2 separate regions of the Homo sapiens genome follow, and region 2 is linked to region 1. A link is a contact called in ENCODE Hi-C or POLR2A ChIA-PET data. All regions are on one chromosome and are shown on one strand. The core of a region is the stretch at or near the end of the contact, and the rest is flanking DNA. Distances in the headings are between cores, read along the strand shown.

The links. A loop is a pair of places that touch in the nucleus more often than their neighbours do. ChIA-PET counts read pairs that join two places held with the same protein, here RNA polymerase II (POLR2A). Pooled maps may share reads with other maps.
Region 2: a pooled map shows a loop between it and region 1 (5-fold over the local background). The contact joins the promoter of DAG1 here to the promoter of TMA7 in region 1. A Hi-C loop is called at or near these places in 5 of 50 pooled maps. POLR2A ChIA-PET finds 5 or more read pairs at or near these places in 2 of 52 experiments (A549 and Panc1).

The regions. Positions count from the first base shown.
Region 1 is chr3:48,438,806-48,441,692 of GRCh38, reverse strand. It overlaps TMA7 (translation machinery associated 7 homolog), which reads right to left and starts at 1,436. Exons shown (of 4, transcript NM_015933.6): 1 at 1,381-1,436; 2 at 1,235-1,290; 3 at 1,065-1,152. The coding sequence starts at 1,396. CCDC51 (coiled-coil domain containing 51) reads left to right here and starts at 1,574. Exons shown (of 4, transcript NM_001256964.2): 1 at 1,574-1,705. RefSeq lists a silencer at 1,139-1,198 and an enhancer at 1,629-1,768.
Region 2 is chr3:49,469,017-49,471,903 of GRCh38, reverse strand. It overlaps DAG1 (dystroglycan 1), which reads right to left and starts at 1,637. Exons shown (of 3, transcript NM_004393.6): 1 at 1,471-1,637. RefSeq lists a silencer at 1,219-1,958.

The DNA.
Region 1 (2,887 bases), core at 187-2,686:
GAAAAATATTTTGAAATGTAATGAATTTCTCCTACATAAAAGATGTAAAAAAGGTGGAGGATTCAGTTAGAAAAGCATATGGAGCAACAGCACACTGAAGAGCCTGGACTTTATCTTTTAGTCTAGGCATACCCAGAAGTAAAAAGACTCAGAAAGCAAAAAAGCATATATTAGAGATAATATAAGCAGTACGAAAAAAAAAAAAAAGTTGGCCAGGTGCTGTGGCTCACGCTTGTAATCCGAGCACTCTGGGAGGCAGAGGCGGGTGAATCACTTGAAGTCAGGAGTTCGAGACCAGCTTGGCCAACATGGTGAAACTCCGTCTCTACTATAAATACAAAAAAAAACTGGCCAGGTGCGGTGGCTCACGCCTGCAATCCCAGCACTTTGGGAGGCTGAGGCGGGTGGATCACGAGGTCAGGAGTTCAAGACCAGCCTGGCTAAGATGGTGAAACCCCATCTCTACTAAAAATACAAAAATTAGCCGCACTCCGTCTCAAAAAAAAAAAATTAGCCAGGCGTGGTGCCAGGCGCCTGTAATCCCAGCTACTTGGGAGGCTGAGGCAGGAGAATTGCTTGAACCCGGAAGGTGGAGGTTGCAGTGAGCCGGGATCACGCCACTGCACTCCAGCCTGGGAGACAGAGTGAGACTCTGTCTCAAACAAAACAAAACAAAACAAAAAAACTTCTAAGTCAAGTAAGGTTCAAACACTAGAAGGCAGTGAAATACGAATTTGGGGCAAAAGATTGCGGACGACGTCAGACTTTGAGAAACTTAACTGTGAATCTGCGTCTGAGGTAAATACATTTCACTGTTTCCGTTTCTGCAGCTCTTCCTAAGGAATGGAAGCCCAGACTGCCTGGGAGGCAGGAGACCTCGTTTCCAGCTCCCGGCCCTTACTGCCGCTGCAAATCCTAGACTGGCTAGAGACCATTCGCTGCAGCGGACGTCGGAAAACGAGACCTCGCAGTTCAGGAGGCAGGAAAAAGACATGCCCGCGCCCTCATCCCAATAGGTGCTCATAGCGTTTGGCCAGCTTGAGCTCCATTCGGCCCCCACTTACCCAAGGGCCCCTTCCCCGCGGCCTTCGCTTTTAGCTCCTCGAGTTTCTTCTGCTCCTCTTTTTGTTTCTGCTTGAAAGCCTTATCTTCCTGGGGAGAGGCAGAGCGTGTTCAACTCAGGCCTGTCTCCCAGCGCCCCCGCACCCGCCAGTGCCTCCGCGCCCGCCCTCACCTCGTCCATCTCCTTGGCCTGCTTCTTGGGCTGTTTCAGTGGCTTCTTCTTGCCACCTGTGGGCGACACGAGCACGTTCGGCCTGCCCCTGCCGCCCGGTCCCCACCCCGCCGTCCCCGCAGTCCTCACGGTTCCGGAACACTTACCTTCGCGGCCGGACATGGCGCCTGCCGCCGCTTCCCCAGACCCTGCCACCGGAAACGGAGCGTCTGCCCCACCCTTTGTCGTAGACAGCGAGGCGGCCCCGCTGATTGGCTCCTAGTCAGGAAGTTGAACTCTCGCTACCGGATGCGGCGCTCCAGGGGCGGGTACTAACAGGTCAGAGGTCAACTGAGTGGCAGACGATTGGTCGGGCCACGCCAGGTACGAGGAGCTAGGGTTGTCCTGCCAGGGTAGAATCGGAACCGTAGGAGGGGTACTTAACCGGACGGCCTACCAGGCCTGTGGCCGTGCGCGGGAAGAGCACTGCAGGTAGACAGCAGGGCATGTGCATGTGCAAAGAGCTTCAAGCTCGTCGCTTTCCTGGAACCAAGGAAAGCACAGCTTGGGTGGAGGGAGATTAGGCGGGGAGATGGCAGAAGTGGACGGGAGTTATATCACGTGGTCCTATAGCTTTGGAAAACCCTGTAAGGAGTTTTATAATATAGTCAGGGGTGCAGCAGTTTGCGAATTCTGTTTGTTCATCTATGAAAATGGTCAAAAAAATTTATTTTGGTGATGGCCATACAACTCTGTTAATATAGTAAAACTACTGAATTGTACACATTGGGTGAATTATATGGTATGCAAGTTATATATCAATAAAGCTTTTTTTTCTTTTCCCCCCGAGATGGAGTCTTGCTCTTGTCTCTCAGGCTGGAGTGCAATGGCACGATCTTGGCTCACTGCAACCTCTGCTTCCTGGGTTCAAGCGATTCTCATGCCTCAGCCTCCCCAGTAGCTGGGATTACAAGTGCCCGCCACCATGTCCGGAAAATTTTTGTATTTTTAGTAGAGACGGGGTTTCGCCATGTTGGCCAGGCTGGTCTCGAACTCCTGACCTCGTGATCCCCCCGCCTCAGCCTCCCAAAGTGTTGGGATTACAGGCGTGAGCCACCGCACCCAGCCAAAGTTGTTATTTTTTTAAATAACAGTGCTGAGCGCTGGGATGCTACAGTGTCCAGAGATTAGGCAGATGAGTACATTTTTTGCTGGGTACGTACTATATGTAGGTACCAAGCTGAAATTCTAGTGAGTGAGACAGACTATAACCAAAGCAAATAAATGGGATACATGTTGCAGGTCATGTGATATATGCATGGAAAAAATAAAGCAGAGAAAGTGGGTCAGGAGTGCTAGGGTGGGAGTGGGATGGCCATATCTGATAGGGTGCATGGGGAAGACCTCCCAAGGGGCTACTATTTGAGCAGGACTTGAAGAAGGTGAGGGAGCGAGCAGCACAGATAGCAGCTGTCGTGAAGGCCCTGAGCTGGGGACAACTTGGTGCGTTCCAGCAACTTCAAGAAGGTCCATGTGCTTGGAGTGGAGTGAGGAAAGGGAGACTAGTGGGAGATGAGGTCAGAGAGGAATGAGAGCCAGTGGGTAGGTTCCCTGTAGGCCATGGAAAAGACAGGCTTTTACCTTGAGAGAAGTGGGGAACCATTGTAGAGGTTG
Region 2 (2,887 bases), core at 388-2,887, 1.0 Mb before region 1:
TGTGAGCACGCTTAGCGGGCAGACACTATTAATCATGGGTTCCCTGGTCCCCACTGCCCCCTAAACTGAATTCCTTAAGGGCAGAAGCAGACTCTTTTACATGGGTCCCTAGGATCTACCACAGAATTTGGCAGGTAGTGAATCAAAATATTTGTTCAAATGAATAAATGCATTTTGCAAAATCAATTTTTAAGAACAGTGAGGATTTGCACTGTGCCTCTTTTAACAAAAGCACATGTCAGCACAAGCTTTTATATCCCATAGGGTCTTCACATGATGGATCCAACTCCCTACTGAAATCTGATTTCTCCAAAATACAGGACACAGGCCATGAGCTCTTCTTCCTTAGTTCACAGCAAAAAAAACCCACAAAAGTTCAACTAAACTTCTCCATACTCAAACTATGGATTTTTATGCCTCCAAAATGTAGTACGGTTGAATTCTTTTTTAGAACAGGAACATTCCAAAATAATGTCTCTGAACTTAACTAAGCATAGAACCTGATAAAACTGCAATACCCCATCTACACCAGACTTTGCAAAACACCTGAAAGCACATCCAGCTCTTTATCTGGAATTATGTCCTATAAACACCACCTTCCCTTCACGGAGTCTGGCTTCTATGCCAGGAGTCACTTCTACTCGCTTATTTAGGGAAGCAGCAGGCTAGAATCTTAAGTTAGACTCTGCGCTATGAAGGTGCTGTCCCAGGCTCTTGCCTCAACCAGTCAAAACTTCATCGTCACCATTAAAACTAATTCTGAAGCAACTCGATTTACAAAAATAAGAACTTTTCAAGTTATAGAGATTAAAGGATGCATTTTAAGTTACCAGTTGAGTTTGTAGGAAACTAACTTAGAATTTATGGCAAAAAGATTCCAAGCCGAGACGACATTTTCTGTGGAGACACTATCCAAATACACTCGCAGGTGAACCAGGTCTGCCAAATACAAAGTGAAAAGGTAGTAAGTAAACAAGCTTCCAAAGGAGCTCAAGTAAGGATGACGGAACCCACCAAGGCTCTGAGCAGCTCTGACAGAGCAGTGGCGGCAGCGGTGCCCTTCCCTGCCTCTAGCGGGGCTCGACTCCCCACAGTCGGAATCCGGCCCAACTGGGCCACAACCCCTATTGGAAGCCAGGGAGGCGGCCCGCAGGCGGCTCACGACCGCGGCCAAGGCGCAGGCTCCACGTTCCCGGGAGCGCGGGCCGAGCTAAGGCCTGGCCCATCGCCGCGGCGCGCGGCCCGGGCCTTGCAGCCGAACGCTCCGAGCCTTTGCCTGCGGGACCCAGAGCAAAGGGGCGGCTCCGCCCGGGCGGCACCGCCTCCTCACCCACAAGGACGTCCGCGGCCGTGTCCCCGCCCCGGGCCGAACAGCGAGCAGCAGCAGGTGTTCCGCGGAAGGCTCAGCCGGCAGCAGGGATGGGGGCCCAAGCAGCCAGGCACAGCGGATAGGGCGGGCGGTGCACTCACCCAGCGCCGGCGGGAGGACCGCGGCAGGTGTTCGCTCCTCCTGGCCCCAGGACGCCGCCACCGCCGCTCCCCGGGGATTCGGCGCGAAGCTGCCGCCGCCGCCACCGCCAAGCCTAAGAGGCGCGAGCGCCGCGCCGCAGCCTTCGCGCGAGCACGTACCGGGCGGTGAGAGGGCGCTGAGCGCAAGGGCGGGGCGCGCGGCCGGAGCCTAGCAACCGCCTGACACGCGAGTGTTGCAGCCAATCCAGCGGCCAGCTCCGCGCGGCGCCGACTGGCTGTCCGCGCGCCGCCGGCTTCTGCCTGCGTCGGCCGCTCCGCAGCGCGCCGCACCCGCGCGCAAGCCCCGCCCCGGCCAGCACCTCTCTGCTCATTGGCTAGCCACTCCCCCGCCCTAAAAGTCACGCCCCATTATGGAAGCCTCGCCCCCACGGCCAGGGAAGTCCGTCCCGGGACACACCCCGGCGGTCGGTCCCGGTCACTCGGAGCCTTCAGAACCAGTAGTGTGGGGGAGGGGCTCCCCGCCCAACTTCAGGCCTTTGGGCCTCTAAGACTAATCAAGGGACAGTCAGGACTGCGAACTGGCCCAGCAACTGGCCACCCGTCGACTGCGTTCAGCCCTCCTTATTTCCTTCGAATGCAAATCAAGGGGTATTTCTAAGCCATGAGAACAATCAGGAAGCGTTCTCTCAATTGCAAAGGATGAAAGCCTTGCTGCCCGGCCCTTACACGGATGGGAGACTGAGGCCAGGGACAGGAGGAGCGGGAAGCTAGCTCATCTCCTAGAGCCTCGCCCACAGCAGGCTGGGGAGTCGGAAAGCGCCTCAGGCCTAACCCTCGTCCCCTCCCCCTGCCTGGAACACTGGAATCCGACGCCTGCTCTCCTGCCCAAAATAGCTCTAACTCGCAGGCGCTGGTCACTCACTCCTAGTGGCCTGCATTCTTTTGGTGGGGGAAGAAATAAGAGAGGGGGGTTGCTGCCTGGAACATTCAAGGGGAGGGTCCTAAGGTAGCTCTAGCTCTCCCCAGGACTTAACCTGCAGCCCCCCACCCCAAAAGCCCCAGACTTCACAGTTACTGAAACTGACAGTTACCGGATGGGTCTGGGAATGAGACCCGTGGTGGGCTCTGCTTCTCATCCCCACACCATGCGCAGGATGGGTCCATTCCCTCCTTGGCCTGTGGCCAGGCTGGAATTCCAGGCCTGCACTCTTGACAGCAAGCACATTCTGAACACAGAACTGGCTGCCACCAGCCATGGTTTCCTCCCTGGATCCCGGAGAGCTCTGGGGCTCCCTGGCTTTCCCTCCCTCCTCAGGAGCGTCTGGGAGATGCAAGTTGCAGAGATAAGAAAGGAATGCCCCATCTCCCAAAAACATACCTTTTTGCAATTATCTATACTTCAGTGTCTCGGCTCCAA